2 separate regions of the Mus musculus genome follow, and region 2 is linked to region 1. The links are chromatin contacts, found by Hi-C or POLR2A ChIA-PET in ENCODE. All regions are on one chromosome and are shown on one strand. The core of a region is the stretch at or near the end of the contact, and the rest is flanking DNA. Distances in the headings are between cores, read along the strand shown. Region 1 holds the start of Pgd (phosphogluconate dehydrogenase). Region 2 holds the start of Kif1b (kinesin family member 1B).

Region 1 (4,029 bases), core at 231-2,730:
AGGAGCTCTTACCTAGTACTCCCTTGTTCCCACCCTTGTTTTGGAAATAATGGTCTAACCAGCTCAGAGTTGGGATAAATGTGTGTTGGTTATAGGGGGCTGGAGGAGTAGGGACATTAGGCATTTATCAGAAACAGATACAGACACAGAGAGAAACAGAAAGTCACTTAGGGCCAGGCAAGGGATATAGCTCAGTGGCAAAGCACTTGTCTAGAATGCTCAAAACCTACGATTTGATTCGTAGTACTGGAGTGAGGGAAAAAAATTCAAGAAGCTGGTGCAAGCCAGTCTTTTCATTTACCATCAAGCGTTATGTCTATGTGCTGTGTGCAAAACTTACAAAAGATAAAAGGAATTCATTGAAGGACATGATAGCCACTCCTAGAGAGAGAGTAGGCAATGGAAAGAACCTGAACCTAGCCAGGCGTGGTAGTACATGCCTTTAATCCCAGCACTCCGGAGGCAGAGGCAGGCGGATTTCTGAGTTCGAGGCTAGCCTGGTCTACTGAGTGAGTTCCAGGACAGGCAGGGCTACACAGAGAAAAAATCCCGCCCCCCGAAAAAAAAAAAAAAAAAAAAAAAAAAAAAGAAAAGAAAAAAGAAAGCAGCGCACCAACACCTGAGTCTGAATGGAAAAGTAAATTGAAACTAAAAGTGTCTGACCAGCGGGCGAAACAGCACCCCAGACCTCCAGCGCCGGAAACTGTAGTGGGGCTGAGGAAATGGTAGAGAAGAGTGCTTGTGTTCCGCTACAAGCACAAGGAAGAACTCACTTCCAGTCTTGCCTCCCCGAGTATCGGCCACGCACGAGGTACACGGACATACATGCAGGCAAACCAATACACAAAAAATAAATAATTATGAAACCACCCCCCCAAAACCCCTCAAGCCTCTCCTCCGCTTCGTTTTCTCTTTCTGTGCGAGTGGGCGCACGCGCCACTGCTGCACGTGGAGGTCAGATGCCAACTTTGCGGAGTGGGTTCCACTTCCACCCGCTTGGCTCTTTACTTGCTGACCGTCTCGTCTTAGTTTGCACCGCTGTTTCTTGACCTGCAAAAATGGTACACACTGAGGTTCCCACAGATAGGACAGACTTGACTCCTGCCTCAGAGTTGAGGGACAGTGAAGGGAAGCAGCAGCCATGGATCAAAAACGCCAGTGGGCTTGGTAAGGGCTGCACCAAGCCCTTAATGTCTTCTCTTTCACGCCGAGCTGCAGACCCGAGCTTCCGCACGAGCGGGAGGCATCGTGCAAGGTCCCGCTAGAACACTTAGAAGAAGCCCTTTAAACGCTCCTAGAACACTTAGAAGAAGCCCTTTAAACGCTCCTCTCCAGCTCGAGGTGCCATCGACTGCTCGGCGCTCTACAGATCTGGGCCCCGGGGGTGGGCGGGTCCGTTTGCCCTCAGGTGGTATAACAGGCGCCGCAGAGACCCAATAGCGTGGGGCATCGGCCCACCCCTGTCTTCTGATTGGCCAGCGTCTCTGTAAGCCTCTCGAGGCGCCGGGAGCCGGACTTCACTGTACTTGCCTCGGAGCGCTCGGTCCTTCGCGTTTCTTCCTCCTCGACTCTGCTTCGTCTGCCTCCGCCATGGCCCAGTGAGTGACCGACACGCGCAGTCGGGCCCGGGAGACTTCCGGGGCTGAGCGTGGTGATGGCGGGGCTCTGCTCAGTTGTCTCCCTGTTCTCCTCAGCCCCGGTGGTCGCCTGGGTCTCCTCGCGCAGCCCTGACCCCTGCACCTCAGGGTCCCCGCCATGGCCAGCGCAAGCTCCGCCACCCCTTCGTGGGAGCTTGCGGCTGCGACGGGCTCGCGGGGAAGGAAGGCCGCGCTGGGTCGGGGACGGCCCACGCCCCTTGTGCTGGCCAGGCCATAAGGAACGACGGGCAGGGCCAGGGGCAGGGCATGGGTGGCTTCGTGTGCCCGGACGCCCTTTAGAAGGAACTTCCATGGAACTGTGGGGTGCAGGGTGCGGTCGATCCTAGGTGCATGGTGTGAGCCGAGAAGGGTGCAGGCTGCCAGTCCTAATAAAAGCCACTAAGTAACACTAATATCCTTTCTTTGTGTTTGCTTTATTGTTTTTTTTTTTTTTTGTCATTTCAGAGCTGACATTGCACTGATCGGACTGGCTGTCATGGGCCAGAACTTAATTTTGAACATGAATGATCATGGATTTGTGGTAAGTAGTGAGGACACGTTGCCTTCCCGCTGAGAGCTGTGATTTGTTTTTCAGAGATCCCAAGGCATCACTCAGTAAGCACTGTTTGGTGTCTTTGTAGAAGAATTTCTGCTTTAGTCGTGCTCCCTCTGTAGTTAAGGGAAGAGCCTCCTTGGATAGAAATAAATATAAAAGCAGTGGTTCTCAACATTATGATTTATAACACTAGCAAATTACAGTTATTGCGTAGTTATGAAAATAGTTTTATGATTGGGGGTCATCACAACACGAGGGGCTATATTAAAGGGTCGCAGCGTTAGGAAGGTTGAAAACCATAGATGTAAAGGGACCCAGATCTTGGAAGCTGTAGCTAGGAAAACTTGGGGTACATGGAGATTGTTTTTCTTTGTAGACAGCAGCTTGTCTCACAGTGTTGTCACACTGGAGTCTCAGGGCCCTCTCATCTCAGCTTTCTGAGTCCAGGGTCAGAGGATCCTCCTGCCTGTGGGCTCTGAATGTTCTTTCTAAATAGTAGCATGGCTTAGACACCAGGATTACCAGGGACAAAGGACCCAGGTAGTAGTGACAGGCTCAACCTGATAAGCAACAAGTGGCAACCGCCTTTCCCTGGGCTCTCTGCTGTGACTGGACTTTGCAGAGATTGCCTAGCACTTAAAAAGAAAAGGCAGGTCAGCTCTCGCTAGACCTTGGACAGAGTAGACGTTTCTCTGTTGCTGCATCTACCACCCGAGGGTCATGTGTGTGCCAGATCCTCTGACAGGCCTTTTGTCCTTCCAGGTCTGTGCTTTCAATAGGACAGTCTCCAAAGTCGATGACTTCTTGGCCAACGAGGCGAAGGGCACCAAGGTGGTTGGTGCACAGTCCTTAAAGGACATGGTCTCCAAACTAAAGAAGCCCCGCCGGGTCATCCTGCTTGTGAAGGCCGGGCAAGCCGTGGATGATTTCATCGAGAAATTAGTAAGGCCAGCTCGGTTCTCGGATGCCGCCCGCAAATCCCTCTAACTGTCTCACTTCTGAGATGGTGGTCTTCAGTGTCTGAGTACAGACTGATGGGTTCTGATAAAGTGCTTGAGTGTTTCAGGCTTGGTTGCCTTGACAGGCACTTATGGAATAGTATTTTTGTTTTGTTTGTTCTTAGTTTTTCAAGACAGGGTTTCTCTGTATAGCCTAGGCCTTCCTGGAACTCACTTTGTAGACCAGGCGGCTCAGACTCATAGAGATCCCCCTGCCTCTGCTTCCTGAGTGCTGGGATTGAAGGTGCGTGCCATCACCGCCAAGTTGTGTTCTCTGTAGAGAGGGGTTTTTTGTTGTTTTTTTGTTTGTTTGTTTGTTTTTTCATTTTATTTTATATAAATGAATGTTTGCCTGAGTGTGTAACTGCACCACATACCTGAAGTGCCTGATGAGGCCAGAAGAAGAGAGTCAGACTCCTTGGAATTGGAGTTAGTGGGCAATTGTGAGCTGCTATGTGGATGCTAGGAATTGAACTCAGGTCCTCTGCAAGACCAGCCAGTGCTCTTAACCCTTGAGCTATCTCTCCAGCCCTTATTTAAAATATATATATATATATTTAGTATTTGTGTGGGGGTAAGCATGACACATTGGATGTGGAAGTCACGGGGACTTTTTTTGTCGGAGTTGGCCCTCTACCTCCACCGTGTGGTTTGTGGAAAGAACTCAGGTTGTCTGGCTTAATGGCAGGTGCCTTTGCCTGCCGAGCCTTCCCACTGGGCCAGGGTTTTATTTTATTATTATAGTGTGGGGTCATGGGAGCATGCAAGTGGGGGTCAGAGCACGACTCTGTGGAGTCAGTTCTCTTCAGTCTTTGCTTTGGCTCTCAAGCACCTCAGG
Region 2 (3,905 bases), core at 694-3,193, 140 kb before region 1:
GGTACTGGGAGCTCTGGTCCTTTTCATAGCAAGAAGTACACTTCCCTGCAGACCCATCTCTCTAGCGCCTCCTTCTTTATAGCGAGACGGTTGAAGACCTTTCTCCTGGCTTTCTGAAACGTAAGTGTGTCCATGTCAGCAGCTCTTGCTCCTGTGCAAATCCATCAGCGCTTCTCTACCCCTGATGATTCAGCTCCTCTTCCTCTTTCCTTCCTCCTCCTCCTCTTCTTCCTCCTCCTCCATTTCAAGAACGGAAGTCAGGGCTTCCCACATGCTAAACAAGCGCACCCCACTTAGCCACACTTCCATGCCAACTTCTTGCTTTAGGTATTTTATTGATGTCTGTTAAACTTTATTGTTATGGTACAGTGGGGGTGTAAGGTGTGTCTGTGTCAGAAGATGACTGTGTTCATCAGGCACTCTCCATCCACCTGGACACGGGCTCTGGACACCGCACTGGGATCCTCAGCTCATCGGAAGCACTTTACCCACTAAGCCATCTAGGTTTGTTTAAGACAGGGTTTCTCTATGTAGCCCAGGCTGACCTTCCACTCAAATCGTTGCTCCTAATATTTTAAGCAATTCTATTCTGTGTGTGTTTCAGAATAAATGACATCAACTCCTTTTGTGGGAAGGTGGAGTGTACATTCTAAAGAAAATGAGAGCTGGGCTTAGTGGTACGGATCTTTAATCCCAGCAGTCAGGAAGCAGAGGTAGACAGATCTCTCTGTAGGTTTCAAGACAGCCTTGTCTGCTTGGTGAGTTTCAGGAGAGCCTGAGCTACCAAGACCCTCTGTCTTGAACAAACAAGAACAAACAAGTAAATAAACACAATGAGAAGTGTCCAATGAATGTGGAATAGTGGGAGTCTGGAACTTCAGTGGCATGGTGATTGCCCAGAGTCGTTAGTGTAGAAAGTTAATTCTCACGTTTTAGTGTGTAGGCCTTTCTCTACCCAGTAATTCTGTATTAAAGTCAGGGTTGAGAGAAAAAAAAAAATCTTACTTTCAATTTCTGCTAATAAATCCAAACCACATCCTCTAACCTTAAAATGCAGTGTGATTGGCAGGTTGTCATTGTGATATTTTACTAAGCACTGAATTGAGCTGCTTATGAACGTCTGTGGGGCTTTTCATTTGAGCTGAACCTAAATCTGATTTTTAAAAAACATGGCTCATAGAGCTTTTGTGTTCTTATGAGCCCTGGTAACCCCCTCTAGGGGCATCTCTCTCAGGCCGCTCAGTCCATTCACTGGGCGCGATACAAAGCGTTTTGTTCCTGTGCTCACACCAGCACGCCATCTCCCAAGGAGACGCTGAATGCCCACTAAGTCATGCTTTCCCATTACTCATTCCTCCTTTTCTCCCAAGGTGGCGTGTGGGAGGTGTTGTGCTGGGGTTCGACAAGAATAGGCTAGGAAGCTTTCTGCTGGATACACTCATGCCTGAGCGTGGTTCCGTTCCCACCGCGCCGGGCTCGGTGGCTTCACCGTTTGAGCTGTTTTTCTAAACGGACAATGACTCCACACTCGGCCGCTCCCACATAATCCCAGCTCTCCGGATGGCATCTGGACCGTCCAGTCCCGCCCGGTCACTGAGCCACTTTTTGTCCCCTTACGAAGCGGGTCATTCGGCTACACAGGCGCGGCTGCTACCCACTAACACCTTTCCGGGGGTCACCCGGGAGGGAACTCTGGACACCGGCTTCGCCCACCAGGCACGCCCGCACCCGCACCCGCATCGGCTCCCGTACCACCAGGGGGCGCTCGAGTGTCTCCGTCGCTCCGCCGGCACCTCCCGCCCCCTCTTCCAGCCACGCTTTACTATTGGTCATCTGTCTCAAGGTCTTCATCGCGATTGGTCACCTTCCGCGTCGGTCTCGGTTGCTGGGCGGGCCGAGGTGACGCTCGGCGCTCTAGCTCGGGGCGGTGTCCCGCGCCGGCGGCTTCGGGCGGAGTTTGGCGAGCAGCGTCGCGGTGTAGTCAGACGGCAGTGGTCCCGGGAGGCGACAGCTCGGATCCGGGCTTCTCTCTGTTCCTCCGCCGCATCCACAGCCGCGCCCCGGCCTCCCGCCAATCCTCGATGCAGAGCTGGGCGGCCGCGTGATGGGGCTGCGGAGCGGCGCCCTGCGGCTCGCGGCGGCCGCTGCCTGCGCTGAGGTGCGTCGGTGCCCGGCCTCCCGCGCCCCTGCGCGCCTCGGCGTCTTCTGACTCGGCCGGCTCGCCCGTCTGTCCGCAGCGCGGCTGAGGTGAGGAGGCTGAGGTGGGGCGGCCGAGGCGAGGTGGGCGGTGGTGCCGCGGCGCCGGTGTAGGGGGCCGCTCCCGCGGGAGGGACTCCCGGCCGGTGACGGGCCTGGAGGGGGCAAAGCGAGGAAGCGGCGCGGCCGGCCGGGGCTCTGGCTCCGCGGTGAGGAGCCTCGCCCTCCGTGGAGAGACCTGGCCGGCCGGCCGCGAGCGCCGGGCTTTGGTCCAGCGGCCTGCCGGTCCCCTGCAGTGCCCTGCACCAGCCCTCCGCTTCCCCTGGGCTGCCAGGCCCCGCTCTGTCCGCGGGCCAGCAGATCGGTCGCTGTCCCGCCGTATGTGCGCACATTGCAGCTCTGAGGAGCCAGCCGATCTCTCCCCCCTCATCTGCTCTCTCACCCCCTATTGTGGTTGGCATCAGGGTTCCAACCGGGAATGTGGCAATGCCCCTGAGCCCGATGAAGGTAGGAAAGGGCATCCGACAGAGCGGAGGGCGCAAGGGCTGGACGGAGGAAGCGATGCAGAGGGAGGGGGCTTGTTGGATGCTGGCCAGATGGGAGGAAGGCTGGTGTGGGCTCGACGTTCAGCCGACCAGGATCACTCTGGCAGCCATATTGGGAGGATGATCTGACAAATCCTTTAGGAGCCAAGTCCGGTTGCTGGTAGGCACCGAGTGACAGCCCTGGCAGCTTTCAGGGTGACTGGCCGCACCAGAAGCCAAGTTGTGGGGGTTGGGAGGCCACTCAGAGCAAGCTAGTCATTGTTCATGCAACGCAAACCCTCACCGACTGGAAATGCAAAATTGAGCTCCCAAATCACTTTTTCTCTTTGGTGAATTGCTATATGAGCCTTCAGGGTAAACTGGCTTGAAGATTCCATTCTTGTTGGGGTGAAATTCTGTGTTTCTGTCCTTATCATCGCAATCCACCGCTGCTTTGGCCCTCGAAGGCCTGTTGATGTTTAAGGCCACTTTACCATATTGGAGGCTCTTGGCGTATTGCATGGCGTGCATAGATTTGCATAGTATCTCTTCGTGCAGAGATTAGGGAAAGTGGAATAAACTGGTAGCAGAGAAGACTTGCAGCAGTATCTCGGAGGATGCAGGTTGTCATCTTTGTGGAATCTGGAGGTAGCCTAATTTAGATTGTCAACAGATCTCTTGCTTATGTAGCTCTCTCTGGTCCAAGCAGCTGTTCTGCCAACACTAAGCATGCTGCTTTGTGTCATGATGTGCCTGTCTCAACCCAGAGAAAAGTGGTGTTCAGCTTTGAATAACTGTTTAAAAGTGATATTATAGTGGATATTGGACTTAAAGGTTGGCATTTTGTGGATTCGGCTTAGTCATAACCAAATTTTAGCTTGCGTTCTCATTTGAGAAGCGTGGTAGTTGATATTGATTATGAAGTAATTGAAGTTGTTAATGTTCTATTTGAGGAGAGACTTTGAAGATTACTCATCTTGATGTTTTAAAGTAGATTTAGAAATGATCAATAACTGGCTTCAGAGAGAGCCTGTAAATGTGTTTTCCTAGACTTTGATCCTGCACAGGATCTGGAGAGATGGTGTGACTCCTGCCTTCTTTATGCCCTTTAATTTAAACTTCATTTATTATATATATTTGTTTTTGGGAGGGAGTTGGAGCGCTAGCTCGGGTCTTAGACATGTT

Evidence for each region. A loop is a pair of places that touch in the nucleus more often than their neighbours do. ChIA-PET counts read pairs that join two places held with the same protein, here RNA polymerase II (POLR2A).
Region 2: a loop to region 1 is called in a map of left cerebral cortex, with 2.0 times the contacts of the local background. The contact joins the promoter of Kif1b here to the promoter of Pgd in region 1. A Hi-C loop is called at or near these places in 1 of 37 maps with a recorded cell type or tissue (left cerebral cortex). POLR2A ChIA-PET finds 5 or more read pairs at or near these places in 1 of 5 experiments (Patski).

The regions. Positions count from the first base shown.
Region 1 is chr4:149,164,156-149,168,184 of GRCm38, reverse strand. Pgd (phosphogluconate dehydrogenase) reads left to right here and starts at 1,480. Exons shown (of 13, transcript NM_001081274.2): 1 at 1,480-1,598; 2 at 2,103-2,178; 3 at 2,956-3,135. The coding sequence starts at 1,591.
Region 2 is chr4:149,305,771-149,309,675 of GRCm38, reverse strand. It overlaps Kif1b (kinesin family member 1B), which reads left to right and starts at 1,943. Exons shown (of 49, transcript NM_001290995.1): 1 at 1,943-2,247.